2 separate regions of the Homo sapiens genome follow, and region 2 is linked to region 1. The links are chromatin loops, found by intact Hi-C in ENCODE. Cell type or tissue: ovary. All regions are shown on one strand. Each heading gives the region's core, and the rest is flanking DNA. Links, peaks and the distances in the headings are about the cores only. Region 1 overlaps CYFIP1 (cytoplasmic FMR1 interacting protein 1). Region 2 overlaps CYFIP1 (cytoplasmic FMR1 interacting protein 1).

Evidence for each region. A loop is a pair of places that touch in the nucleus more often than their neighbours do. Peaks named below come from ENCODE experiments on the same cell type or tissue, not always from the same donor. Only the 100,000 strongest peaks of a DNase experiment are listed, where the experiment ranks them.
Region 2: it touches region 1 in a loop (4-fold over the local background); 9 of 110 quality-filtered maps call a loop at or near these places.

Annotation. Positions count from the first base shown.
Region 1 is chr15:22,945,011-22,959,992 of GRCh38, forward strand. CYFIP1 (cytoplasmic FMR1 interacting protein 1) reads right to left here. Exons shown (of 31, transcript NM_014608.6): 2 at 2,159-2,281; 3 at 1,993-2,082. The coding sequence starts at 2,275. Among named protein-coding and RNA genes, the nearest start is that of CYFIP1, 28 kb to the right of the region's middle. RefSeq lists an enhancer at 2,118-2,802. In ovary, for the core only: no CTCF peak of the experiment used is centred there; a DNase peak (open chromatin) is centred at 4,424; H3K4me3 peaks cover 659 bases; H3K27ac peaks cover 2,820 bases.
Region 2 is chr15:22,876,450-22,891,431 of GRCh38, forward strand. It overlaps CYFIP1 (cytoplasmic FMR1 interacting protein 1), which reads right to left. Exons shown (of 31, transcript NM_014608.6): 24 at 6,419-6,562; 25 at 5,397-5,487; 26 at 3,464-3,594. Among named protein-coding and RNA genes, the nearest start is that of NIPA2, 45 kb to the left of the region's middle. RefSeq lists enhancers at 5,218-6,417, 14,957-14,982. In ovary, for the core only: no CTCF peak of the experiment used is centred there; no DNase peak of the experiment used is centred there.

The sequences.
Region 1 (14,982 bases), core at 1-8,000:
AATCCAGACAAAGCGCCACAAACTATCCTAAGCACTGTGGCCTGTGTGCCAAGAGACGGCTGCCAGAAGCTAGTGACACTGAGGTGCGGCGCTGGGGGCCACAATGACCACCCAAAACACCCCATGGCTTCTGCAGGCGAGAGGGGTGTCAGTGACACGCAGGCATCTCTGAGGGGTGCCACAGGCGTTACACCTTGGCTCCACCCAGCCCTCAACAACCTGCTGGCCATGAGACCTGCAGTTAGGAACACAGAGGAAGGGCTCAGGGCAGACGCCCTGCCCGGTGTGAGCACACACAGGATCCCCATGGCCTCCTCACTGGCTCACAGGGCCTCCCGGTCCCAGAGAGGACTAGAGGCAGGGCTGCCAGCCCCGGGTGTGCAGGAGGAAAAGTTAGGAGCACGCCCACAGCACTTAAAATCTAGGTAGAGAGTCCATGGGAAGAGGACTGTCATCACTGCTGTAAAACTGCTTTTGCTTTCCACTCTTTAACATCGTTTCCTTTGGAAAAAATCAAATAGATGCTCTTAAATCTAGCCTTTATTTAGTGAGACGTTCATCACAGTATTTTTTTTTTTTTTTGAGACGAGTCTTGCTCTGTCCCCCAGGCTGGAGTGCAGTGGCACGATCTCAGCTCACTGCAACCTCTGCCTCCCGGGTTCAAGCAATTCTCTTGCCTCAGCCTCCTGAGTAGCTGGGATTACAGGTGTGCGCACCACCATGCCTGGTTAATTTTTGTATTTTTTTTTTTTTGTAGAGACAGGGTTTCACCATGTTGGCCAGGCTGGTCTCGAACTCCTGACCCTAGGTGATCCGCCCACTTTGGCCTCCCAAAATGCTGGGATTACAGGCGTGGGCCACTGCGCCCAGCCTACAGCATTTTTTTATTACACGACATAAAAGAGGAAGTCAATGCGCAAAAATAGTTGAATTGTGGACATTTACAAAATGGTTTACGTAGCCATTAAGGATTGCTTTCTCTAGCACATTTTCATGGCATGAAAATATTCTTGTCCAGGTGCAGTGGCTCAGGCTGTAATCCCAGTACTTTGGGAGGCTGGGCAGGCGGATTCCTTGAGTCCAGGAATTCAAGACCAACCTGGGCAACATGGTGAGACCTCGCCTCTACAAAAAACACAAAAAAGTAGATGGGCATGGTGGTGTGTGCCTGTAGTCCCAGCTACTCAGGAGGCAGAGGTGGGAGGATTGCTTGAACCCGGGAGGTTGAGGCTGCAGTGAGCCCTAATCACACCACTGCACTCTAGCCTGGGCAACCTGAGTGAGACCATCTCAAAAAAAAAAAAGAAAGAAAGAAAACCTGTTGATGAGACCATTAAAATGCAGAACTAGCTAGGTGTGGTGGCTCATGCCTGTAATCCCAGCACTTTGGGAGGCTAAGGTGGGCAGATCACTTGAGGTCAGGAATTCGAGACCAGCCCGACCAACATGGTGAAACCCTGTCTCTACTAAAAATGCACAAATTAGCTGGGCGTAGTGGTGGGCGCCAGTAGTCCCAGCTACTCGGGAGGCTGAGGCACAAGAACTGCTTGAACCTGGGAGGCGGAGGTTGCAGTGAACCAAGATCGCGCCACTGTACTCCAGCCTGGGTGGCAGAGCAAGACTCTGTCTCAAAAAAAAAGCAGAACTATAATAACAATGCAATTCATTTATAAATCTAAATCTCATATGGGCACATACCTGGTGTGTGTGGGTGCAGATCTGGAGAGGGAATGAGCATTAACAGGGCAGGTGCACCCTTGAAACGCTGACAAAGGTTTTCTCTGGGCCAGAGACATTGAATTTTCAGAACCAGCATGTATTGTTTTTACACTAAGAAAAGCAAAGACTGTCTTAAAAATATAAGGCATTTCATTCATTTTCTTCTCTTTTTCCTCACTGCATAGTCTATTGGGATAATACCAAAAAGTATACATCTGTCCTTCAAACACGCCCTTCTCTGCAGAGAGAAACAAAGACACACCGCAACATTACCATGCTAGAGTGGACGGTGGCTTGTTCAATGTATCTTGCGATGCCAGTAACAAATGCATTTCTGTCTTCAAAGTTAGTGTTGAAATTTGGCTGAAGGAAAGGAAGAGAAAAACATCATGTGGGGTCGGAGCACAGGCTGTACGCCCTGCAGCTGCTGGGCACCCACCTGGTAGAGCAGCGAGGATGGCGGGGGCTCGATGCAGGGCTGCTGGTCGGGCAGGGGCAGCTCCTCCAGGAGGTCCACGTTGGACAGCGCGTCCTCCAGAGTCACCTGGGCCGCCATCCTGGGCTGGAACAACACATAAGGACCCCTGTTCTGTGAGGAGAAGGAGGGGACACCCAACAAGCTTCGAGGTTGGGTACCCAGGCCTCTAACCCCTTCCCGCTCTCCCGAGGGCACCGGACATGGCTGACAGGGGCATGATCAGTCCTTGGGAGTTGCGTGTCTCTCTCAGGGCACGTGGGCCAGCAGGCTGGGAGGCCCTGTGCAGCTTATCCTTCCACACTCGCTGAGAACAGGCTCTCCTGGCCTCCAGGAGGGTCACAGTATGGGGCACATGGTTCCTGCCATCCTTCCCACCATGGGGGCCGCCGTCCTGAGTTGCTGGTGCTGAGGACTCTCTCGAGGGTCTGACGACCCCCTCAAAGTGCTGGAGGGGCAGCACCTCTCCAATGCCACATCTGCCCAGCAGAGCCTCCCTAAATGCAGCCACCTCCCAGGTGGTGCCTCCAAACACACTAGGGCCTGACATGGAAAAGACGAGCGCCCTGCCGCCCAACACCAGCTGTCTAGCTGCACAGACAGGCTGAGATTGCAAGGAGTATGGGGCTGCCGCAGGGGACAGAAAGTGCCACACCGCAGCTGGAGCAGAGGTGCAGAAATGAAGGCAGACATCGTCTAAACACACCTTCAGAGCCAGCTCCAGGGAGAGGGGGCAATCTGCCTTCTGCTGAATCTGCTCCAGTCTCAAGGGTACTCAGGAGGAGCTCTGCCCTGGGATGGGACCAGGGGCAGCTGAGCCACATTCTATGAAGGAAAGAGCAGCAGGTGGCCTGGAGGAGACACTGAACAGAAGGAGCCCCAAATCCCTCCTCCAGCACTGGCGCAGGCATGGAGGTGCACAGTGGAACGGGTAGTCAGTCCCACTGCACTGGCTGAGGGTGGAGAAGGGAAGCTCTCCAGGGACCCAGGAAGCCCCAGTGGCAGTGTGGAGAGGAAGCAGCTCAGAAGAGCCAGCCGACAAAATTGCTCATGAGCTTCAAGCCCATCCTCAAGCTGCAGGGGTGTGGATCTGATCCTCTTCACACCCCAAACCCTGAGACCACAGCCAGACAGCCACCAGCGGCACACAGGGGGCAGGTCCAAGTGGCAGTGCAGGAGGCTGTGAAGCCAGAATTGACATGGAGCTGCCACCCACTGAAGGCAAGTCAGAACCACAGCCCAAGTCTCCTCAGGGTGTTTGCTTTCTAAAATAAAAATATCAACATCCTCCTAGGATTTTAACAAGACCCAGATCTCATATCATAACATCCAACCATCCACTTACAGCCCAGATTACTCAGCACACAAAGAACGAGGAACGTATGGGCTCCTACAGGAAAAGAGAATCAACAGATGCCAAAATAACACAGGTGCTGCAATTATCCACCCGACTTTAAAGCAACTACTGTGCTATGAAATGCTCTAACGATTGTAACACTCCCAAACTGAATGAAAAAATGGAAATCAGCAAAAGGCAAACAAAACAAGATATAAAGAAGAACCAAATGGAAATTTCAAAACTAAAAGACACACTACTGAAATGTAAAAAAAAAAAAAAACCTCAGGAAAGATTCAGTGAACTTGAAGATAGAGCAATGTTAAGTTTTCTAATCTGAATACCAGAGAGAAAAAAAGATTGAAAAAATTTTGGGGATCTTCAGGACAAGAGAGAAGGTCTAACATCTGTGCCATGAGAGTGCAAAAGGAAAAGGGGAAACCAAGCAGTGATGAAAAACAGCTGAAAAAAATGACAGAAAACACCCTAAATTTGGAGAAAGTCTTTTGTCTACAGATTCAAGAAGCTCTATGGATCCCAAACAAGACAAACAAGAAATCCACACCCAGACACATCACGGTCAAACTGCTGAACACTAAAGATAAAGGAAAACAGATCTTGAAAACAGCAGGAGAAATGACGCTCAGCAGAGCACAGAGCAACAGTGGGAGGGCCGCGGATTCCCCCCGGGGACCAGGCAGGCCGGAGGGCGGGCACAATGTGCCTAAGCCTAAAGCGGGGACCAGGCGGGCCGGAAGGCGGGCACAATGCGCCTAAGCCTAAAGCGGGGAGGTGCCAACTTGGGATCCTCCCTCAAGATGGGAACGTGTCTTCCAGGAAGGAAGGTGAAGCCAGGACGTGGGCAGAGGAGGAAAACAAAGAGCATGCTGGCCAGCGGTACAGGCTGACAGGAAGGGAGGTGGAAGGAGGCATGGGCTACGAACCACAAAGCAGAGGCAGTAGGCAGGCTAAGCGGCGAGGGCGCAGGACACACAACGACCCCACAGCTCTTCCAAAGTGCTTGGCGGTTAAAAGCAAAAATCAAAGTACTGTCTAATGGGCCTTTCAGTGTACATAAATGTAAATTACACAAATACATAACAAGTAAATTATAAAATATTTCTAGGTATATAATTGTATAAATCATATAAACAAGACAACTGTAATCTAAAAGGGGGAGGGGAAACCTGGATGGGGTAAGATTTCTATGTCCCACTAGAAGTAGTAAAAAGCAGACTTTTCAGATCCTCAGCAGAATATGAAATGTTAATAAGCATGGACTTCGAAATCCTTAGAGCAACCACCGAAGAAAGCTGTACAGCCAGGCGCTGCAGTCCCAGCTACTTGGGAGGCTGAGAAGGGAGGATCACTTGAGTCCAGGAGTTCAAGGCCTGTCTGGGCAACACAGTGAAATCCTGCCTCTTTTAAAAAAAGAAAAATTAACATACTTTTTAAAAAAGCTATCCAAAGCAAAATAGATAACATATAATTTAGAATAAATTAAAACAGAATACTATGTTTTTAAAAACCTAAAAGGAAATAGAGCAATGATAAAGATAGTGATCTAACAGAAGTCAGATAATAAAATGGTAGACCTGAATCGAAACACATTGATAATTACACTATCATAATAATCTAAAAACACCAATTAGAAGAGGTTGTCAGAACAGATAAATAAAATCCTAACCCAACCATATGCCATCTACAAGAAACTTACTTCAAATATACTGATACAGGTAGGTAAGTCGAAAGCAAAAGGGGAAAAAGGTGAACCAGGCAAGCGCTGGCCAAAAGGAAGCTGGGGTGGCTTTGTCAGCACCAGACCCAGCCAGCCTCCGAGCAAGGAACTCATCAGAGAGAGAGAAGGAAGGGGTCAGCTCCCCAAGGAGCCAGAACAACCCTCAATGTGAATGCACCCGGCCAAAAAGCTTCCTTCACGTTACACTAGGCAAAAGCTGACAGAGCTGGAAGAAGAAATGCCATAGCCACCCCCGAATCTCAGTTTCACTTTCCACGATTTCAATGACCAGAGGTCAACTGCACTCCAAAAATATTAAACGGAAAACTCCATTCACAAACACTCCGTAAGTTTTAAACTGTGCGCTGTTCTGAGTAGGATGATAAACTCTCAGACCGTCCTGCTCCTCCCACCCAGGACACAAACCATCCCCTTGTCCAGCGTGTCCAAGCTGTATGTGCGACCCGCCTGTGAGCCACACAGTAGCCGGCTGGGTCGCCAGCATGGGACTGCAGCGGTATGGCCAGGCTGGTCAAGGTCAGCAGCGGCCTAAGGCTGCATTGCAATGCCTGCGCCGCCCATCTCACCGCCATCTCACGGCGGGCACCAAAGGGCAAGAGAGAGAGAGAGAGACCACGTTCACATAACTTTTATGACAGTATATTGTTACAACTGTTCTATTATTATTGTAATCTCTTACCGTGCCTAATTTACCAATTAAAGTTCGTCACTGGTATGCAAGTACGGAAAAACATAGACTACGCAGGGTTCAGTACAGTCTCCAGGCTCAGGCATCCACGCGGGGTGTTGGGCCGGTTCCACAGATACATGGAAACAATTGCAGGCCAATCCCCAATGGCGGCTGGAGACGCCACCCATTTTCTCAGGAACTGACTGGAAATGAGGGAGAACAGAGGCACCGGCCGCACCGCCAGCCACCTGGACCTCCCCGACACGTAAGGGAACGCCCCCGACCGCAGCCGGTCACTGCTGCATGTTCCTCACTAGAAATCTACATGTAGCAGAAACTCTCGTCCACTTCCCTCCACATCACAGCTTCCTGTTCCACACACCTCAGAAAGGAGCAGTGCAGGGCAGCCCCGGCCGGGTGGGTGCAGGGTCCAGCCCCAGCGCTGCCTGCAGAGCCAGCATGGGGGGCCTGCCCTTGGTGTCCACGCAGGCACCTCAGGGTGATGCCGCTCGGAGGGGCCAGGCTGCCTGAGGACGTGCTTCGGCCCCATAGGGGCTGCCCGTGTCCTGCGACTCCAGCCCAGAGTCCCGCAGTCTGCCCTTTCTGCGGCCTGAACCCAGATAGTGCCAGGAGAGGCCTGGGGGCGTGTCCAGTCATGCCCGGGCCCCACGCGGGTCAACAAGAAGACAGGTCGGACCGAGCACCCTGGGAAGCCACAGATCCCACATGGCAACAGCCCCTGACCCCGCGCAGCACCCACAGGGACTCGCCTTCCTCCCCGGCCTCTGCCCAGGAGAGGCCAAGATGACCCCATGGTGGAGGAAGGTGGGGAGGGGCGCCACAGACAGGCTCGGGGGAGAACTGCTCGTGCGTCAGCTGTGATCCACAGCAGGGACCACTGATGTCGAACCCACGGAAAAACGCCAGATGCGCAGCTTGTTGAACCCACGGAAAAACACCAGATAACGCAGCTTGTTGAACCCATGGAAAAACGCCAGATGCGCAGCTTGTTCCAAGCCAGTGCTTGCAGACTTCTTTCTTTGTATAAAAATAACAGTATTTATGTGGTCAGTGGAATGTTAGCCTTAAAAGAAAGGAAATTCTGACAAGTTACAACATGGTTGAACCTTAACGACCTTAGGCTAAGTGAAATACGCCAGTCACAAAAGAAAAAACGCCGCATGATTCCACTCATATAAATTACCTAAAGTGGTCAAACTCAGAGACAGAAAGGAGAACAGTGGTGACAGGGGCTGCGTGCTGGGCTGGGGAGTTGGTGTTTAGTGGATACAGAGTTTCGGCTTGGAAAGATGAAACGCTCTAGCTGGACAGTGGTGGTGGTTGCAGAATAAGGTGAAATGTACTTAACGCCACTGAGCTGTACACTTAAAATGGTGAAGATGGGGGAGGACGCGGTGGCTCCAGCCTATAATCCTGGCACTTCAGGAGGCCGAGGCGGGCGAATCACGAGGTCAGGAGTTCGAGACCAGCCTGGACAATATGGTGAAACGCCATCTCTACTAAAAATACAAAAAATTAGCTGGGCATAGTGACAGGTGCCTGTAATCCCAGCTACTCAGGAGGCTGAGGCAGGAGAATCACTTGAACCCAGGAGGCGGAGGTTGCAGTGAGCTGAGATCGCACCACTGCACTCCAACCCCAGCGACAGAGTGAGGTGAGACTCCATCTCAAAAAAAAAAAAAAAAGGTAAACATGGGGGTAAAGTTTATGTTATGCATGCATATTTTACTACAATCAAAAATAGCAATGTTTGATGCTGATTAATCAGAAAACATGGAAAAGGAAAAAGAAAACCTATCATCAATCATCCCACTGTCCCTTACAAAAACAAGATACTGTCATACAAACTGCTTTGTAAGCTCTTTCTTTCTCCCAGCTTCCACAAAATTTCTCAAGTCATCAGAGCACCGTGCGGAGTGCTGGCCAGGGCCCTGCTGTGGCAAACTGCTGTTCTCTCCTATTCTTCACATTTTCATATTTCAGGTTTTTCATGATCATAGGCAGCCCTCCCACATCCGCCTTGGTGTGTGATGCCAAGCAGCTGTCACCGCACGCACACGGCCTGGGCCCGGCCCGCTTCCAAGGGCTCTCCGTCCGTGCATCTTCCATAGATGCGAATCTGCACAGCTTCTGCCTCACCCTGTTAGGCGGACTTGGAGTAATCAGCTCTAAATCCAAGTCTCCAAGGTCTCAGCCCTGGCAGCGTGGGTGCAGGGTCTGGCCTGGGTGCCACCTACAGAGCCAGCGTGGGGGCCCTGGCGGTGTCCACTCCACACAGGCACATCAGAGCTCATGTCTCATCCCATCTTGTTCTCTGACTCCTCACAGTTCCACCTCCCAAAGCTCTTTCAAGTGCATTTACTTTGCTCCGTCTCTAACTGCCACCAGCGGACCCTGCACCCCACTGCTAGAGAACAAAGGCAATGCGTGACTCCAGCCGCCTGCACCCTGGGATTTTTTCCGGCCCTCCTTTTGTCCTCCCATGAATGCCACGTCCCACAGGGATTTTCCCCCAGCACCAGCATCCAGCACAGCCTCTAGTCTCCTTCTGTGTCTAAGAAGCCCCCATTCCCAGGCAGCAGCACCAGGTCTGGCCTGGTCACTGCAAAGCCAGTGTCCACTGCCCTTGGAATGGAGCCTCAGTTGTATCTGACCAGCCTTTATAAGTGGCTGCCACAGTGCAAATATCCAACAGCATAATTAAAGTCACGTATTTGGAACGGCATACAAACTGTTCTGCCGGTGCTACTAGCCAGCACTTTAGAGTTTAACAATAGGATCAGGGCCTGGTGCAGTGGCTCACGCCTGTAATCCCAGCACTTTGGGAGGCCGAGGCGGGTGGATCACGAAGTCAGGAGATCGAGACCATCCTGGCTAATACAGTGAAACTCCGTCTCTATTAAAAATACAAAAAAATTAGCCAGGCGTGGTGGCGGGCGCCTGTAGTCCCAGCTACTCGGGAGGCTGAGGCAGGAAAATGGCGTGAACCCGGGAGGCGGAGCTTGCAGTGAGCCAAGATCGCGCCACTGCACTCCAGCCTGGGTGACAGAGCGAAGACTGTCTCAAAAAAACAAAAACAAAAACAAAAACAATAGGATCGCATTTCTGTCTCTGCTCCTTCAGCTCGTGTGGACAGGTACATTGATGTCCACTGCTTGGGGCCTGATCAGAGCAGGGCAATGCGTGACCAGGCACAGAGGGAAGACCACGAGAGGACACAGAGAGAAGGTGGCCATTCACAAGAGAGGCCAACCCTGCTGGCCCCCTGATCTCAGACTCCCAGCTCCAGAACTGAGAGAAAGAAATTCCTGCCTGATCTGTGGTGTTTTGTTAATGGTAGCCCTGGCAAATGAACACAGAGCCAAGAACAGGTAGGACGGAGTCACCCAGGTGGGACGCAGATTCCCTGCGCTGTCTGCCAGGTAAGAACCCACACGAGCTGGTATTTTGCTGATCATGAAAATAATACGTGCTCCATGCAGAAAGAGCACACTGCTGGGAACAAAACAAGCCAGCCAGACCTGCATGAGCTCGGTCACAAGGCGCTACCATGCCACAGTTCCAGCTGCCTGTGCCCCCGGCCTCCCCAGGCGGCGAACCGACCCAAAAATAACATGCCCACCCTCGGTTTATGTCATTGAACAACATAAAGAGATGTTTTTTCCTTCCCTGACTGATTTTCTATCAGCAGCAGTTCTCAACCCTCATGTTTGATTCCAAATCCTATAGCTTGTCAAGATATAAAAATGAATTTAAATATGGTAGGGGAACTGCTGTTTTAATAAGCCATCAGTTCGTTTATTTTGTAAATTTAAGAGTTTTTAAAAATAAAGATTTCAAAGGAGGACATCATCATACTTGGCTGCTCTTCCAGTGATGTCCTCAGAGTCCCGGGTCAATCTCTGAGTGTCTCATGGGTCGGGATGCACCTCTGCTCTAGGCAGCTGCAGGGCAGTTTACAGAGTGAGCAACATCCACCGGGCGGTGGCAGACTGGCTCCGTGTCTGAGCTCACATCATGCTGCACACCTCACTCACCTGCTGGATCGTGGAACCCCAGATGGGCTTCAAGGGACCCACGGTGGGCAGGAGGCAAAGGTTCCCAGTGCCACCCACTTGAAGGGCAGTGCCTACAGGGCATGCTGGGGGCTCCATGGGTCCACCTCCTTTCTTCCACATGTCACTGGCTGCCCCTCAGCCTCAGATCCACACAGATGCAGTCTCAAGAAGTGGTCCTCACAGCTGCCTTAAGGTGGAGGCCACCCTGACACATTGGCAAATGAGTGGAGGGAGGCTGGATGGGGTCGCCAGCTGCCCCAGGGCCCACAGCCACAGAGCAAGGTTGAGAACCGCCCTGACCCAGTGCCGGGTGCCCACCCAGGGGGTCAAGGCCAGAGGCACAGAGGTACAGATGGCCACTTTCCAAGTGCGAGTGAGGTGCTGGAGACCGATTTAGGCCTGAGGGGCAGGACAGAGGCAGCATGGAGCTGGAGCCACAGACAGAGTTGCCCCGGCGTGGGCAGGCAGCAGGGGCTGGGGAGGCAGGGGAGCAGGGTCAAGGACCCTGCTGGCCCCAGCAGAGCCCTGAAGATGCTGGAGAAAGTTGGAGACAGCAGGCCAAGGGGCAAAGGCAAAGGAGGCATGCACCAGTGCTTCCACCAACTAGAAAACGGGCAGATCCGCCCAGGCTCCTGGTCTTTAACCCATCTAGATGTGGCCAGCCCTCGCCACACTCCCCCTGCAAGCTCACGGGCTCAGGGCATCAGCCAGTGCCTCCCCATGCTGCCCTTGGGGAACCCAGTTCCCAGAGAGACCCTGGACCTCACTTCTCCACACAGCAGACATCCCAGGAGATGGGAGGGTGATTTTTGTAAAACCTCACAATCATCACATGCTTCAAAACAAAGAACAGTGAATCAACAGAATTTTTTTTAAATGTGATTTGGGGCTGGGCACAGTGGCTCACTTCTCTAATCCCAGCACTTTGGGAGACCGAGGCTTGAGGTCAGGAGTTTGAGACCAGCCTGGCTAACATGGCGAAATACTTCCTCTACTAAAAATACAAAAATCAGCTGGGCATGGTGGTAGGTGCCTGTAATCCCAGCTACTTGGGAAACTGAGGCATGAGAATCACTTGAACCCAGGAGGCGGAGGTTGTAGTGAGCTGAGATCGCGCCACTGCACTCCAGCCTGGGCGACAGAGTGAGACTCTGTCTCAAAAAAAATAAATAAATATGATTTGGTCCTTTTCCCTGTGTCTGAGCAGCATGAGGGCAGGTGGCTGGGAAGAAAGAGATGTCTCTCGTGCTCAGCAGGCAGCTCAGTCAGTAGGTCATAACCCTGAGTCCTGGCATAACTCAACAGTCTTGAAAATGAAAAAAGACACTACTAGGCTGCAAAAACAAATGGAAATTAAAGCAGCCAAGACTAACTTTAACCTGGAAGCAGAGGTGGTGCCAAGAGATTAAAAGGGAAAAGGAAAAAAAAAGTTTGTATGTGTGAGTGTGTATGTGTGTGAGTGTGTGTGTCTTCAATAAGCCAGCATCCCTGGGAGAACACAGGCCCCGTGGGAAACCGGCCTTGGACACCAGACAAAACAAAGGAGTCAAACAAGTCAGGGGCTCTGGAGACGGGGCATCTCAGGGGAGGCTCGGGGCAGGTGGCCAGGAAGGGTGGGGGCTGGTAAAGGGGGAACGGGTGGCCACACCATCCAGATGGCCCCACGGCCCCACTGCCGCCCCGAGACAGCAGTGTGCATGCGGCCACTCTGGCCGGGCCCAGGCTCCCAAGATGCCAGCGAGCACACAGCAGAATGGTGGCTGCACACACAGGGACAACGTGCACTGCCCGCTCCAGCCAGCCCCTGGCCACGGAGGGACCTTGTATTTTACCACATTAGAGGATAAACTTTTGAGATGTATTTACTTCTCTTTCCACCCTAGGTCAAGAGGGAGCTTTTCACAGGGACCGAACAGTCATCTCTTTAGGTGTTAAAATAGAAACTGCCAAGACAGCTCAACACCAAGGTTGCAAAATGTGGAGAAGCCACAATCCAGAAAATGCAGAAGCGAAGGCGTCGGTGCCACGCAGGCGGCAGTGCTGTGGCAGGCGGCACGCCGACGCTAACTCCCGCCACTGCAGCCCGCACTGAGACAGGTGGAGAGATGCTTTGCTAGAAAGAGGGTCTTCCCAGCATTTCTAAACCAGTCATTTAAAAATTTTACAACTTGTGGCCGGGCACGGTGGCTCACGCCTGTAATCCCAGCACTCTGGGAGGCCGAGGCAGGCGGATCACGAGGTCAGGAGATCTAGACAATCCTGGCTAACACGGTGAAACCTCATCTCTACTAAAAATACAAAAAATTGGCCGGGCGCAGTGGCTCACACCTGTAATCCCAGCACTTTGGGAGGCCGAGGCAGGTGGATCACGAGGTCAGGAGATCAAGACCATCCTAGCTAACACGGTGAAACCCCACCTCTACTAAAAATACAAAAAATTAGCCAGGCATGGTGGCGGGCGCCTGTAGTGCCAGCTACTAGGGAGGCTGAGGCAGGAGAATGGCGTGAACCCAGGAGGCGGAGCTTGCAGTGAGCCGAGATCGTGTCACTGCACTCCAGCCTGGGCGACAGAGCAAGACTCCATCTCAAAAAACAAAAAATGTTACAACTTGTAAGCATTCCACTTGTCCAGCTAAACAGCATAATCAAACAAAGACAAACTATGAAATGTTTCTGCAAACGTGCACAAGGCATGAGCTGATTTTCTTCCTCTTCTATATGCAAAATGATGGCACTTCCCAGAAAAGTAGAAACTTCCAATATTTTTGTGCAAGCTGTTCATGTAAAATAGGCATAAAATAAATCATCTGAAGAAGAAAAGCATACTTTGCTGTCCCTTTCTCTCCCAGGTGTAGAAAGAATGTGCTCTTCTGTATTTGGAAGCAGGGGACCGCGCCAGCATGGCTGCAGCTGGTTTTCCCCAGGTTAAACGGCCTGACCGCACGGCTGCAGCACAGAAACAGGCTGTCATGACCAGCAAGGCAAACAGTGCATAGTTAAAAACCAATATAACATCTTCTAGACTAGCTTTATTACTGAAGTAATTTGCTTTTTTTTTTTTTTTGAAATGGAGTCTCGTTCTTGTCACCCGGGCTGGCGCAATCTCGGCTCACTGCAACCTCTGCCTCCCAGGTTCAAGCAATTTTCCTGCCTCAGCCTCTCAAGTAGCTGGGATTACAGGCACCCGCCACCACACCTGGCTAATTTTTGTATTTCTAATAGAGACGGGGTTTCACCATGTTGGTCAGGCTGGTTTTGAACTCCTGACCTCAGGTGATCTGCCTGCCTCGGCCTCTCCAAGTGCTGGGATTACAGGTGTGAGGTAATCTGCTTTCTTTAATGCACAAAAACTTCAAATTCCATCCTCAAAAGCGGCCACTCAAAACCAGCTCAAAAGAACAGCCTCATCAACAGAGAAACAGAAATCAAGTTTGAAAATCACAATGAGGTGCTGACATCTAAAACAGTGTGCCAAGGAACCCTGAAAGAGAGCACGTCTCCACGCCACATGGCCTCCGCCCCCCACCTTGGGGCTGCAGCCCCTTCGGCCAGGGTCAGGCTGCCTCTGGGAGGGGTCTCCCAAGACCAAGTGGTCTCACAACCTCCTAACATCGCCCTCCCCCAGGCTTCCCTCTGATCCCCCAGGCACCGCCAAACCTGCACTCACCTCTGCTTCTCTTCCTGTCACTCTCCTGCTCACGCTTTCACTGGCTCTCTCTGCCTACAGCTGTGGTTTTCAAACCATGCGCCATGAAACCCCAGAGTGCCCCAGGAGGGCAAGGGAGAGCAGTTCTGTCTTTATCTGTCAAATTTGTATGAAAAAAACTATTCGGATGCTAAAATAATTAATAAAAGGCAGAGATGGGGCCCAGTATTCCACAGAATAAAGTCTCAATCGCTCATAGAACACCCAAGGGCCTCCCTCCATCTCCCACACCCCTGGGCCATGGAGGACCCGCTGTGCCATCCACCAGTCCCACTGCCCCAGGTGGGGCCCTCAGGACAATGAGAACATGCACCTCAGCCCAGGGCTGGGCTACCAGGCACACAGATGAGCTCGGGGAAGCTCCATCAGCCCACCTGGCAGATGCCTGGGTTGGGTAGGGATCAGGCTGGTGGGAGGGGCTGTTTCTTTCCCACCTGTGTGCACCTGGGCAACACACAGACAGCATAAACAATTAAGGAGTGCTCCTCGACGACGGCCATTCCTTCATCTTTCACCCGAATCCAGTGCATGTTTAAAAGGCACAAAGGGAAGAAGACAGCGTTTCCCGCTCCACCTACTCTTTCTGTTAGGGCAGACCCACCATGGCGGTCTCCGGGAGGACAGTCACACCACAGAGGGGGCGCTCCCACGCTCAGGAGAAGAGTGGGGGTCCCCATTCACAGATGCCGACACTGAGCCCAGAGGGACAGGGAGCTGCCGCAGCCCCGTGGCTTGCCTCACGTGCCTCAGTGGCGTGGCCCGCATGGCCGGGCAGTCCCGCCTGCTCAGGAGGCCATGGGCTCGGCTGGGCACCAAGCATGACCTCGGGCGCTTGACAAAGCAATTCCACCGCTGGCCATTCTGGCTGGGGGCTCTCAGCCTGCTCTGATTCCTGCGGCTTGAAGGAAAGGGAACTGGCTGCCACCCACCTTGTCCCCCACCTTATCACTGTGCCCAACAGACCGTGTATCTGCTGGGTCCTGCGGCGCCCGGCTGAGGAACAGGCGCCACGGGCGATCGAGCCCCGTGCTCCCCCTCCCCACCAGCCTCTCAGGTTCTCCTCTCAGGGCCCAGGAGGGTGCAGGTTGATGACCAAAGGCTACACGGCAGCCACCAGATCATCTTCACCCAGCATCCACACCTCCTGATGTGCCTGTTCTTTTCCTGTCTCTCCCTCCCCTGTAAGGACCTGAATCCCCGAATCCCCACGTGGCTGGCCTGGATGTGGCCTGGCCCTG
Region 2 (14,982 bases), core at 4,506-12,505, 64 kb before region 1:
ATTCTGCCTGCTTCAAACTCTTGTGGTTCTATAATTATTTATGTCCATGAGTCCTGGGATGGACATAAATAATTATAGAACCACAAGAGTTTGTTTATGTGAAGAATGTCAGGCCAGGTGCAGTGGCTCACGCCTGTAATCCCAGCACTTTGGGAGGGCGAGGCGGGAGGTCGGGAGTTCAAGACCAGCCTGACCAACATGGAGAAACCCCATCTCTACTAAAAACACAAAATTAGCCGGGTGTGGTGGCACATGCCTGTAATCCCAGCTACTCGGGAGACTGAGGCAGGAGAATCACTTGAACCCAGGAGGTAGAAGTTGTGGTGAGTCAAGATTGTGCCACTGCACTCCAGCCTGGGCAACAAGCGTGAAACTCCAGTCTAAAAAAAAAAAGAAATGATGTAAAGAAAAGCTTTTGACACTTTATCTTATTTCCAAAAAGGGCAGCTGGACAGAAGAGAAACCAGCCCTAAGGGGTCTCTGACACTATCTCTATCAATTCCACAAGGCTGTCTCCCCATTAAGAAAGCTCGGGTCTCACCTCCCTGACCTGAGGCCAATGACCAGACAGGCATCCTCAGGCTTGGACATACACAGAGGCTATGGTTTGGATGTGGTTTGTCCCTGCCAAAACTCATGGTGAAATTTAATTGCCAATGTAGCAGTGTTGGAAGGTGGTCCGAGAGGTGATGGATTTCTTACAGGGCTGGGTCAGTTCTCCCACAATTGGGTTAGTTTTTGTGGGAATGGATAAGCTCCTGCGAGAGCAGGTTGTTGTAAGCAAGGCTGCCTCTCATGTTTGTTCTCTTGGCAACACCCGCTTCCCCTTCTCTGTTCCCCCAGAGCTGAAGCAGCATGAGACCCTGACAGATGGGCTGCCTGATCTTGGACTTCCCAGCCTCCAGAGTCATGAGCCAAATAAACTCCTTTTCTTTATAAATTACTCAGTCTCAGGCACTGCCACAGCAACACAAAATGGACTAAGATAGCAGATGAGATAGGGCGCGCCTTATGCTGTAAGTTCAGGAAAAGTCACCCATGAAAGGAATATTCCTGTATTAAATATTTAAAATTCATAATGAGAGATTATACTTAAAGAGATGCTTCCTAACATCTGGTTTTTAACAATTCACAATTATTTGGGGAACATGTCCTTAGAGCAGGGCCACCCTGGACACTGGCTTCTTGCTGGTCTGAGACACTGGTGGGTTCTCCATCTTGTACCCCTCACACTCACAGTGGTGAGGGGAGCATGGGAGGAGATGCTACTTGGGGTCCCCACCGAGCCTGTGGGTGGCCAGGACAATGAAGGCCTGGGGCTGCTGCAGTCCCTCTTTGAAACCACCAGGAGAGGGTCTGCCTAGGCGTGCAGGCATAGAGGGAGCCGAAGATGCAGGTCTGATGGAGGCTGTCAGCTCCCAGGCGTGTCACGCCTGACCTCGGACTCCCCTGACATGTGAGCCAACACATTCTCTTTCACCGCACAGGCTGGTGTGAGGCGGCTGGTCCAGAGGCTCAGTCCCCAGAGGCCTGGCAGTCTGACAGCAATGCCCTGAGCTGTGTACAGACCACCCTCTCCCTGTTCTTCCCAAACACAACTCTGCCTTTGCAAAGCTACCAGAGACCTAAAGACAAGAGACTGCTTTGGGAAACAACATAGGAAAGGCCTCCCCAGGCAGCTCTGGAGACGAAGTGCCATTCCCATGCACAAGCCAATACGCTTCGCCAGGGTATGTGGTGAACCAATCCCCAAACAGGGCAGAGCAGAGAGCCCTGGGGAGGGAACATGCTGAAGAAGAAGGAGCAAGGCAGGGAACGCGGCAAGTGGGGACTCGAGAGTCATGTTAGAGCAACGATGAGCAAGACAATGTGCTATGATGTCAGAGACAGATGCCTGGACCAGCGAGATGTGGCAGAAAGCCAGGAGACAGGCCGGTGTGCCCATGAAAAGCTGGCAGATGGCAGGGGACACCACTGGTCAGCAACGGGAGGAGGAGCCCTTCAGCCACTAGAGGAGGGACAAATGGGTCTCCACAGAGAGAAAGAAGCTTCCTCTGCCTCTCACATTATACACAAAGACCAACTCCAGAAGGATTACAAACTTCCATGCAGAAGGCAAAGCTTCAAATCTTTAGATGACAATGTAAAGGAATGTCTTCATGACCCCAAGGCAGGGAAAACATCTTCAAAAAGATACTGAAAGTTCCATGTGCAGATGGTAGATTAAAAAAAAAAAAAAGTGCTAATCATTAAAAAAAAAAAGGCTACATCCAAATTAAGAGCATTTTATCAAAAATCACCACTATCAGAGTGAAAAGGTAAGCCACAAATGGGAGAAGAATTTACGATATGTGCAGCACATAAAGAGTCTACACAGAATGAGCTGTAGAAAAATAGGCAAAAGAGGCCGGGCGCAGTGGCTCACGCCTGTAATCCCAGCACTTTGGGAGACCAAGGCGGGTGGATCACAAAGTCAGGAGTTGGAGACCAGCCTGGCTAACACGGTGAAACCCCGTCTCTACTAAAAATACAAAAAATTAGCTGGGCGTGGTGGTGGGCGCCTGTAGTCCCAGCTACTTCTGAGGCGGAGGCAGGAGAATGGCGTGAACCCGGGAGGCGGAGCTTGCAGTGAGCCAACATCACGCCACTGCACTCCAGCCGGGGTGACAGAGCAAGACTCCGTCTCAAAAAAAAAAAAAAAGAAAAAGAAAATAGGCCGAAGAACTCAATGGGGCATTTCACAGGAAAAGAAACAAGAAGACGCAACGAACGAAGAGATGCCCACCTCGTTAGTCACGATGGAAGGCAGGAGAGGGCTACCTGAGATTCCATTTCCCACTGGCTTTCCCAGCCCAGGAGGTTATAAACTGAGCTGCTGTGATGTACAGGACAGAGGGACAGCCAGACAGCACCACAAAAAGGCGGCCAGTCGAAAACACGAGGCGTCCACTGTGCCACGTCCTAAGAGGGGGTGGGCTCCCGGGGGCTCCCCTTTCATGCTGGCCACTCGTGCTGTCCACCATGGGGCACGTGCAGCCATTCAGATTTAAATCAGTGATAATTCAGTAACATTTAGCACTCAGTTCCTCAGTCACACTGAGCCACACTTCAACTGCTCAGCGGCCTCAGGCATACAGAGGGCCCTCCTGCGCAGCAATGCCTTATACCTTACAGGCACACCAAATATGTTCATTTAGATGTTGAAAACATCACATAATATAACAGTTTTATGACGTTAACACAGAAAAACATTCTTGAGACAGTGAACTACAGTACATTTTTGTTTTTCAATTGAAGGGAACAAATTCAAACTAAAGTCTCAACAGCCACAAAAAAAAAAAAATGATGCACAGCTGTTGCCACACCCCCACTAAAGAACCCGCCAAAGAAAGCCCTCCCCTGGCCGGTGGGGTGGGGTGGGGTGGGCTGGGGCGGGGAGGGGCGGCGTTGGGGGGCCACTCACCAGGCTCTGCTCGATGAGCAGGCAGAAGAGGATGGCGTTCCCCACCTCCCGCAGGTTCTGGAAGCACACCGTCTTCAGCTCTGCGTACTCCACGATGTCCTTCAGCTGGTGGTGGAAGAACTCCAGGATACCTACGGTGGCGGGAGTGAGGTGGGGTTGGGGGACTGGAGGGGGCCGGGCCCTAGCAGCCTGGGTCCACAGCCAGGAGCACCTGCCGTTCTGACACCGCCATCAAGCCTGGCTATAAGGACAGCCACAACGTCCCATCCCCAGCATCTTCCCTGCAGCGGTGGTTTATTCGCCACCTGGGCACGTTCTCCACACACCATGTGACCCCGGGCCTTGGCTCTGAAGCCTCTTTTCAACTCAACCTCATATCTTTAGGGAAGGCTATGATGATAGGAAACGTCACCACATGACAAGAACAAAGACTGCACCACATCCCCAGTGGGGGCAGACAAGGTATTTGACAAAATGCAATCTCTCTTCGCAGGCATGGAAGGGGCCGCACCTAATCTGAGAAAGGGCATCTAGGAAGCCTGCAGCTAACTAACAGCACGCCCAACGGGAGGCCGCACACCAGGCCAGCTCCAGAGCAAGGCAGGCGTCTCAACGGCATCCCGGACAGCGGAATAAGGCACAAAAAGACGCAAGGTGCAAATATGGGACAGAAGGCCAACGTTTCCCAGCCAATCTACAGCTTCAACTCCAGCCCAGACAGAAACCGGCAGCTGACCGCACAATGAACGTGGCATCAGGAGGGGCCTAAACTACCCTGGGAAGAGCAAAGCGGGAGGCTCAGCAGACCTTAAACCCTTGTCCCAGCAGGTCTTGCCCGAGTGCCCCTTCCCCAAGGACCAGCGGCCCGACACGGCCCCTCTGCTCCTCCCAGCTCTCAGCACCGCTGCAGGGACTCAGCCCCACTTGGCGGGGGTGGGGGCGGGGACGCTCATGCACCTGTGTCATTCCCAGCAAGCTTTCCCTGTACCACACTGGGAAATGGCTCCCTCCTCAACATCTGAAATTTCCATCTCTAGTCACGACATAAGCATTGGTTTTAATCATCCCAGCATTCCTCCTCTACTTTCTGACAATAAACTGAAAACAGATTCTCTTGAGCCAGGGCCGTGCTGATGGCTACTTCCCCATGGTGGCTGAGGGGGACACCTTATCGTCTCCTCAAACACCAGCAACAGCCCTGGGGAGTTGCCAAAAAGCAAAAAGTCCTGAGCCACGTGTTCAAGAGCTCAGCCACGCTGACTGACTGCCCATCAGGACAGTGCCTCGTCGGTCACCCACGTGCAGGCTCAAGTCGCTTTACAACACAAGGCTAGTGTTCAACTGTCCAGCTTTCAAGAAAACTCGGCCAGGTAAGAGACTAAAAGCAGTTTTGTTACGTGACAAAGGTCCCTGTCATACAATTTTATGAGACAATGCTTTCTGAGATCACTAAAGCTATTTATTTGCATTGCCCCAAACCAACCCACAGCAAGTCACGTGGGCCTGTCCCTAAGAGCACACCTGCCTGAGGGCCCTGCAGCTGGACCTGCAGATGGATGGGACGGCCTGGGGGCAGGGGCAGGCCTTGCACCATCTCGGTGGGCCTGTCTCTGAGCCTCAAGTCCCTATAGGCCCAGCAGGGCAGCAGGACCCAGCAGTCGGCTCTCTCGCCTCATTGGGTGGCAATTCTTTCGTAGGGGTGCCCGAGAGCGTGGTGTTCAGGGGTCTCTTGTCTCAACTCTTGCAGGCTGACCTCTGCTTCCTCGCCTGCAGACAGTGACCCCAACACACCTCTTCCTGGTTGTAAGGTGCATTTGTCTGTCTACTGCCTCTTCCCACATGGCAAATCTAATCCTTCTCAAGAATTTCTGACTTGAATTCCTTTCTGACCTCTCCACAGACAGCACTGTGAGCTCCACACGCCCGCACTCACCAGGAGAGCCGTACTCGTGCCGGGGCAGGCGGCAGATCTTGGGCATCACCTCCATCAGCGTCTTCACGTACTGCAGGATTGTGCCTTGCAGCTGCCGGGGAGATGAGACGGGCTGCGTCAGCCACCCCACTCCGCTCTGCTAACGCCTGTGGCCGGCGCATACCCTGAAACAAGTCTGTTAGCAAAGAGCTCGGTAACCAGCAAGGCTGCAGGATCGTCTGGCTGGGGAATAAAATCCACCCCGGGAGAGAGAGCAACCATCACCAGGTGGCTTCCCATGACTGAATTCATGTTCTGAAACTGGACTCCTCTTTCAAGATGAAAGTGGTCCCGGGGTGCCACAATGAGGGGAGAGCTTTGTCGCCAGGTGTCTCCTATGGGGATGCACCCCAGCATCGTGAGCACTGCCAGCTCCAGGGTCCCCCAGGACGCTGTCTGTGCTCCTGGGTGCGGCCCCAGGCTCAGCTGTGGTGAGGTCAGCAATCCTAACACCCTCCAAGCTGCCACATGTTTTGGGACAGAGTCCCCAGCGGGTCCTGGAAGGACCTGTTTGGGTCACGGGCTGATGGCTGTGCCAAGTGACCAAACTCTTACATGGTCTCAAGTCACAGAAGATTAAAATAATAAAAAGGATGAAAAATTATAAAAAGTAAGTTATGTCTAGAAAACTAAATCCAGGCTGGCCAAGGTGGCTCACGCCTGTAACCCCAGCACTTTGGGAGGCCAAGATGGGCAGATCTCTGGAGCCCAGGAGTTCAAGGACAGCCTGAGCAACATAGCAAGACCCCCTCTCTACACATACAAATAAAAACTCTGCGTATCAGTTAAAATAACCTGGACCCATTCTCTTGAGTTTGAAAAGATGAGGGAAGTATCAAACTATATATGGTCAGAAATGTTTGAAGCCTAATTGAACGAATCCAGCTGTTGGAGAATCACAGTCCAGGCAGAGAAGACCCTCTGGCATGGGTGCCCCAGGGAATCCAGGCTGTGTGAAAGAAGCATGTCCAGGGAACACTCACCAGGCTCTTGACGACCTTCAGCAGCTCCTCCATGACCACGGCGATACCCTGGTAGCCGAGAAGCCGGCAGATGACTTGAAAGTGTGGAGGTCCCACGAAGTTCCGGTAGCTGCCGTAAATGCTGGAGTAGGCCAAGTTCAAAGCCTGGAAAACAGGGCACAGAGCTCTCAGCATGGTCCCCGCACACATGTGCAGATGAAGAACTGTGTGAGAAGATCACTCAACACACACAGGCTCAGGTGAGCGGGTCTGAGTCTACTGACTTGTAAAATCTACTGCCCTTAACTGGTACAGTTACAAAACCTACTTAGCCTGCCACCAAAAAGAAACCTGCTAAAATAGAAAAGAAAAGAAAACCATTTGGTGTTTCAACATTTGTTGAATAGCCGACTCGCTAGAAGCCATTTTGAAGTCTAGAATGAGAAATGAATACGACCCAGAGTTTCCCCCTGCCTCCCAGTCTCCCAGCAGGATGCCCAAGGTCGGACCCTGAAGGGGCCGGGGGAGCTGCCTTCTCAGGATGCACAGGGCACCCCCGGAGCCGGGAGAGAGACCCCTGTGGAGTGGGAAGGCGAGGAAGGTAGTTAGGGTGTGTATTAGTCCGTTTTCACACTGCTATAGAGAAATACCCAAGACTGCATAATTTATTTTAAAAAAAAGCAGGTTTAGGCCAGGCGCGGCGACTCACACCTGTAATCCCAGCCCTTTGGGAGGCCGAGGTGGGCAGATCACAAGGTCAGGAGATGGAGACCATCCTGGCTAACACGGTGAAACCCCGTCTCTACTAAATATACAAAAAATTAGCCGGGCGTGGTGGCAGGTGCCTGTAGTCCCAGCTACTCGGGAGGCTGAGGCAGGAGAATGGCATGAACCTGGGATGTGGAGCTTGCAGTGAGCCGAGATCGCGCCACTGCACTCCAGCCCGGGTGACAGAACGAGACTTCATCTCAAAAAAAAAAAAAAAAAAAAAGGCAGGTTTAACTGACTCACAGTTCCACATGGCTGGGGAGGCCTCAGAAAACTTACAGTTATGCAGAAGGTAAAGGGGAAGCAAGCACCTTCTTCACAAGAAGGCAGGAAAGATAAGAGAGAACAAAAGGCGAAGCCCCTTATAAAACCATCAGATCTCGTGAGAACTCACTCACTATCACAAGAACAGCATGTGGAAAACTGCCCCCATGAACCAGTCAACTCCCACCAGCTCCCACCCTTGACATGTGGGCATAATGGGGATTACAAGTGGAGATGAGATTTGGGTGGGGGACACAGCCAAACCTTATCATTCTGCCCCTGGCCCCTCCCAAATCTCAATCATGCTTTCCCAACAGTGCCCCAAAGTCTTAACTCATTCCAGCATTAATTCAAAAGTCCAAGTCCAAAGTCTCATCTGAGACAAGTCAAGTCCCTTCCACCTATGAGCCTATATAATAAAAAACAAGTTAGTTACTTCCTAGATACAATAGGGGTACAGGCATTGGATAAATGCTCCCATTGCAAATGGGAGAGACTGGCCAAAACAAAGGGGCTCCAGGCCCCATGGAAGCCCAAAGTCCAGTGGGGCAGTCATTAAATCTTAAAGCTTTAAAATAATCTCCTTTGACTCCGTGTCTCTCATCCAGGTCACACTGATGTAAGATGTGGGCTCCCACAGTCTTGGGCAGCTCCACCCTGTGGCTTTGCAGGGTACAGTCCCCCTCCTGGCTGTTTTCACAGGCTGGCATTGAGTGTCTGTGGCTTTTCCAGGTACACAGTACAAGCTGACTGGGGTCTGGAGGAGGGTGGCCCTCTTTTTACAGCTCCACTAGGCAGTATTCCAGTGGGGACTCTGTGTGTGGGGCTCCAACCCCCCATTTCCCTTCCTCACTGCCCTAGCAGAGGTTCTCCATGATGGCTCCACCCCCACAGCAAACCTCTGCATGGACATTCAGGCATTTCCACATGTCCTTTGAAATCTAGGTGGTCCAACACCACGCGGAAGCCACCAAGGCTTGGGGCTTGCACCCTCTGAAGCAACAGCCTGAGCTGTATGTTGGCCCCTTTTAGCGACCAGGAAGCAGGGATGCAGGGCACCAAGTCCTGAAGCTGCACGGGGATGGGGGGTGGGGTGGGGAGGTGGGGGAGGGGGAACCATAGGGGCAGGGCAGGCCCTGGGCCCAGCCAAGAAAACCATTTTTCCCTCCTAGGCCTCTGGGTTTATGATGGGAGGGGCTGCCTCGTACATGTCCTGGAGACATTTTCCCCATTGTCTTGGTGATTGACATTCAAAATTTCTGCAGCCAGCTTGAATTCCTCTCCAGAAAATGGGTTTTTCTTTTCCATCACATCCTCAGGCTGCAAATTTTCCAAACTTTTATACTCTGCTTCCCTTTTAAACAAACTCCAATTTCAGATCTCTCTCAAGTTCAATGTACCACGTATCTCTAGGGCGGGGCAAAATGCTGCTAGTCTCTTGGCTAAAGTGTAGTAAAAGTGACCTTTGCTCCAGTTCCCAACAAGCTCCTCAATTCCATCTGAGACCACCTTAGTTAGCCTGCACTTTATTGTCCATAGCACCATCAGCATTTTGGTCAAAACCATTCAACAGGCAGGGCGTGGTGGCTCACGCCTGTAATCCTAGCACGTTGGGAGGCCGAGGTGGGTGGATCACAAGGTCAGGAGTTTGAGAACAGCCTGGCCAACACGGTGAAACTCTGTCTCTACTAAAAATACAAAAAAATTAACTGGGCATGGTGGTGGGCACCTGTAATCCCAGCTACTTGGGAGGCTGAGGCAGGAGAATTATTTGAACCTGGGAGGCGGAGGTTGCAGTGAGCTGAGATTGCGCCATTGCACTCCAGCCTGGGCAACAGGGTGAGACTCCATTTCAAAAAACAAACAAACAAACAAAAAACATTCAACAAGTCTCTAGAGAGTTCCAAACTTTCCCACATCTTCCCGCCTTCTTTGGAGCCCTCCGAACTGTTCCAACCTCTGCCTGTTACCCAGTTCCAAAGTCACTTCCACATTTTCAGGTATCTTTATAGCAGTACTCCACTCTACCAGTACCAATTTACTGTATTAGTCCATTTTCACCCTGCTAAAAATAAATACCTGAGACTGGATAATTTATAAAGGAAAGAGGTTTAACTGACTCATAGTTCCACATGGCTGGGGAGGCCTCAGAAAACTTCAATCATGGCGGAAGGTGAAGGGGGAGCAGGCACCTTCTTCACAAGGTGGCAGGAATGAGAAGAGAGAGCAAGGGGGAAGAACCCCTTATAAAACCATCAGATCTCGTGAGAACTCACTATCATGAGAACATCGTCACCCCCATGATCCAATCACCTCCCACCAGGTCCCTCCCTTGACTCATGGGGGTTATGAGGATTACAATTTCAGATGAGATTTGGGTGTGGACATAGAGCCAAAACATATCAAGGTGGTTCCTGCAGAAGGACACCCCTCAGCTTGTCTAAGGACACGGGTGCAGATAGCAGGAGACCCCTACTGTGAGTATTCAGTGCTATAAATTTCCCTCTCAGCACTTTAGCTGTATACCAAATAAATCAAATAAATAAATCGAATAATCAAATCAAATAAATCACTTCTTTAGCTGTATATATCAAATCTTGATATATTTACATTTCATTCAATTCAATGTATTTTTAAATTTCTCTTGAGATTTCCTCTTCAACCCAAGGATTATTTAAAAGTGTGCTAATTTCCGAGCATATAGAGATTTTCTGGTTATCTTTTTATTATTGGTTTCTGGTTTGAGTTCATTGTAGTTGGAGAACACTCTCCATAGGATTTCAGTTCTTTAAATTTTGTTGAGGTGAGTTTTATGGCCCAGCGTATGGTCTATCTTGGTGAATGTTTCATGGGAATCTGAAAAACGTATATATTCTGCTGTTGTGGGGTAGAGGAACCTACACACGTCAGTTAGATCCTGTTGGTCGATGGTGGTGTTCAGTTCTTTTCTACTGTTGCTGATTTTGTGTCTACTTGTTCTGTCAATTACTAAAATGAGAGTTGAAGTCCCCAACTGTAACTGTGGGATTGTTCACTTCTCCTTTACTTCTATTAGTCTTTCCTTCAAGTACAGAAGCCTTGTTGTTTGACGCATAAACATCTAGCATTGCTATGTTTTCTTCGTGGTGGTTTGACTTATTATTATGTAATCTCCCTGGCAATATTCTTTGCTCTGAAGTTGATTTTATCTTATATTAATACAGCCACTCCTGCTTTCTTCAGCCTCCGCCTGATCTGTCTGCTTCCATTACTGATCCTGCTTTGTACCCCTTTGCTGGAATAAACTGCAGCTGTAAGACTCTGAGTTATGTGAGTCCTTCTAGTGAATTATCAGATGTGTAGAGGGTCATGAGACCCCCCAAAACAAAGAGCCAAAACTGATTACAGTGACGAGATTAGACAACACTGAAGGACAGAAACCCCACCCAGTGTCTGTCCCAGGCCCAAGCCCTGCGGCCCGCTGCAACCTTGAAGAAACCATCTACACATCTTCGCCCACACCCCCTCCTCCCAGCCTCTCCTCAGAGCAGCACCCTGGGCTTTATGTGCTGGGATTCTGTGTAATATTTTTGGTTGATAACAGGTTCAATGTTTGAAAAGAAGAACACGAAAGTCATCAGTGAAATCTAATGACCTCATGTTACAAGTGAGAGAATTCATTCTCAGACCCGCCCTGACTGGCTCAGGATGACAGCTGTCAGAGGAGGCATCACTCAATGAACACATGGTCCCAGGCCTCTGGCCCCCTGCCCAGTGTCCGGTTTCCCAGTAGACTAAGCTCACCCCAAAGATGACACATCCGAGAGACAACACAGCTAGGGTAACAAACAGCAGATGTGACTTAACTACTCAGGGGAGTGGGAGGAGGCACTACTTCTGGGGAAGGGCACCGTCACAAACACTGTGCTGTAAAAGACTTAAGCTCAGAAGAGGAAGCACTCTGGATGTCCAGTCACACAGCTCAGTTCAAGACAGACTCTGCTGCCCGTGCCTGATACAGTCTCCAGCCTTGTTCGACAAGCAGAGAAGGTGGGTCACAGCACACAGAGCCGGCTCTGGACTCGCCAGTCGTGCAACTTGGGTGCTCTAACTTTCACGACACTCTGAGCCTTCATCTGTGAAATGGGGACAATCTTACTTATGAGATAAAGAATACTAGTTAATGTGCTCAAAAGGGTGTCTTACTGAGAAGCAGGCATGCTGTAAGTGGTGACATGACCAAGAACGAAAAAGATAACATTGCATAAATGGGTCCCTCATCTAAGTTTATTTTATTCCTGCAAGATACCAGCCCTAGTTCACTATTCATAAAAAAAGCACTAATCTGTTTTTTGAGTGGATTCCTGTGTATTCCATAATCACACAGATATACACTGTGACTCATACTGCAGCAGAAGCAAGTGCACGTGGCATATGTGAGTGCTTGTGAGTACAAGGGCTGTCTGCTGTGAGCACATGACTCAGCTCAGACATCATCTCTTTTAGTATCCAGCCTCTTCTTGAGTGGGTGGTGGTCAACATCAGTGTCACTTGTATATGTCTAAATAATCTAATAGAAAATTACTGGTTTAGGACTAGGCACGGTGGCTCACGGCTACATCCCAGCACTTTGGGAGGCCCAGGCAGGAGATCTGATTGAGCTCAGGAGTTCGCGACCAGCCTGTGCAACATGGTGAAATCCCATCTCTACAAAAAACACAAAAATTAGCCAGATGTGGTGGTGCATGCCTGTAGTCCCAGCCACTTGGGAGGCTGAGGCAGGAGGATTGCTTGAGCCTGGGAGGCGGAGGTTTCAGTGAACTGTGATTGCGCCACTGCAATCCAGCAATGGGTGACAAAGCAAAAACCCTGTCTCAAAAAAAAAAAAAATTACTGGTTTATGGCCAGGCACAGTGGCTCACGCCTTTATCCCAGCACTTTGGGAGGCTGAAGCAGGTGGATCATTTGAGGTCAGGAGTTCGAGACCAGCCTGGCTAACATGGTGAAACCCTGTCTCGACTAAAAATACAAAAATTGGCCAGGCGTGGTGGCACACTCCTGTAATCCCAGCTACTCGGGAGGCTGAGGCACACGAATCACTGGAATCACAATAATCACTGGAGGTTGCAGTGAGGCAAGATCACACCACTGTACTCCAGCCTAGGGGACAGACTCTGTCTCAAAAAAAAAAAACACACAAAAAAAACAAAAAACAAAAAGAAAAACCATGTACTAGCTTAGGTTTTAACAAAAACGACACAAACAGTTTCTGAAACGGAGGCAGAAATCTCTTACAGTGAGGTTCAAGTTCAGTTGCAAATAGTTGAATTTAAAAAAAAATCAAATTCACATCATCAAATCTTTCTTTCTCTCCAAAAGAGCATCAGCTTTGCAAATGCCTCCAAGTGCCCATTCCCTGGAGCCATCCCTGAGGTGGTGCCCATGCACACAGGGCAGCAGGGTGCTCTGGCAGTGTAGGGGCTGACTCAAGGCAAATGTGCACCCCGCACCACCACCCTGGAACAGCGCGCTCATGTTGGCATCTTAATGGAAGCAACAGTGCCTCCCTGCACTCCTGGGAGAAAATCCTGGAGAATAAAAACGTGTGTCAAGAGCCTTTAACACCACAAAGGGCACACAGACACACTGGGCAGCAAAGATGTCACCACAGTGCTATCCTGGGATCTCAAAAACCAACCCCACGAGGCCCCTTCCAGGACTCGATCCATCAGAACCGCAGGTGCACGGCCCCACGCAGTCGGGTCGCCTGCCTACCCCCCGCCTGCCTCCCTCGCTTCCACAGCCATCCTCTCCAGATGGGGGTGACAGAGGAGCCTCTCTGCCCAGTGCCCTCTGCGCACAAATGCCTCTCTATCAGGGAGTGACAAAAACCTACTTTATTGTTATGCCTAAAACAGGGATTAAAAATTTCAAAGTCAAGAGAAGCCCAGAGCAAATCTTTTAGTTCACAGAGACCCAAGAAATTATTCTCACTCGCCAAACTTTCTAGTCCTATCTTCTAAAATAACATTTCCTTCAGTTCTAAAGGTAAAACACTACATTTTACTTTCAGAAGCAGAAGCCTCAGAACACTTACTCTAATCCTTTAAAGAAACATCCTTTTGAGTATAACTAATTATTGCATAAAAGTCAGCTTCAACTGGGCACCACCATTGGCTCATGCCTGTAATTCCAACACTTCGGGAGGCCAAGGTGGGCGGATCATTTGAGGTCAGGAGTTCAAAACCAACCTGGCCAACATGGTGAAACCCCATCTCTACTAAAAAAAAAAAAAATACAAAAAATTGTCCGGGCATGGTGGCAGGCGCCTTTAATCCCAGCTATTTGGGAGGCTGAGGCAGGAGAATTGTTTGAACCCAGGAGGTGGAGGTTGCAGTAAGCCGAGATTGTGCCCTGCACTCCATCCTAGGTGATAGAGGAGACTCCATCTCAAAAAAAAAAAAAAAAAGAAAAGTCAACTTCAATCCTTGCTAGAAAGAACATGGGAGTATCACATGGAGCAGAATGGAGGTGAATTCTTAACCACTCACAGGGCTTCGGGAAGTGAGGGGGAGCCCCGTAACAGCTGTGGCGCACCCCTGCCCAGGCGTGCACCCCACCCTGCCCCACAGAGGAGAGGCCCGGTCACTGCATTCTTGGCGCCTGGGTACCTGTCTGGATGCCCTCCTGGGGCACCAACACAGCCACATGAAGCCCAGAATCACACGAACTGTGTGTCCACTCACAGTTCCACAGCCATTAGGAGTTGCTAAGAACAGAGACAGGGTGGAGGGGCACAGCGGAGGCCGCACCTGCCAACAGCCTCGAGAACACGAACAGAGACAGGGTGGAGGGGCACAGCGGAGGCCGCACCTGCCAACAGCCTCGAGAACACGAACAGAGACAGGGTGGAGGGGCACAGCGGAGGCCGCACCTGCCAACAGCCTCGAGAACACGAACAGAGACAGGGTGGAGGGGCACAGCGGAGGCCGCACCTGCCAACAGCCTCGAGAACGCGGAGTGTGGAATGATGGAATGAGCCTGTCCCATGTTCTCCAGGCATTGGCGACCCTGGCCCTCATGTGTCAGCGAGGCTCCCAGCCCTGACATTTTTCTCCCCAAGGCAGGCAATGCCACCTCCCACCCCCACCTTTAACCTTGTCTTTGTGAAAGGCAAGAACCCACTTCCTTCAAACATCTGCACCCTAGAGAGGATCTGAATTGTATTTTTTTCAATTGCCATCATAACATTGCTAAAAAAAATAACCCCTAAAACACTAAAGATGGCCAGGCGCAGTGGCTCACACCTGTAATCCGAGCACTTTGGGAGGCCGATGCGGGCAGATCACCTGAGGTCAGGAGTTGGAGACCAGCCTGGCCAACATGGTGAAACCCCGTCTCTACCAAAAATACAAAAATTAGCCAGGCATGGTGTTGCACACCTGTAATCCCAGCTACTCGGGAGGTTGAGGCAGGAGGATCACTTGAACCCAGGAGGCGGAGGCTGCAGTGAGCCGAGATCATGCCACTGCCCTCCAGCCTGGGCGACAAAGTGAGACTCCATCTCAAAAAAA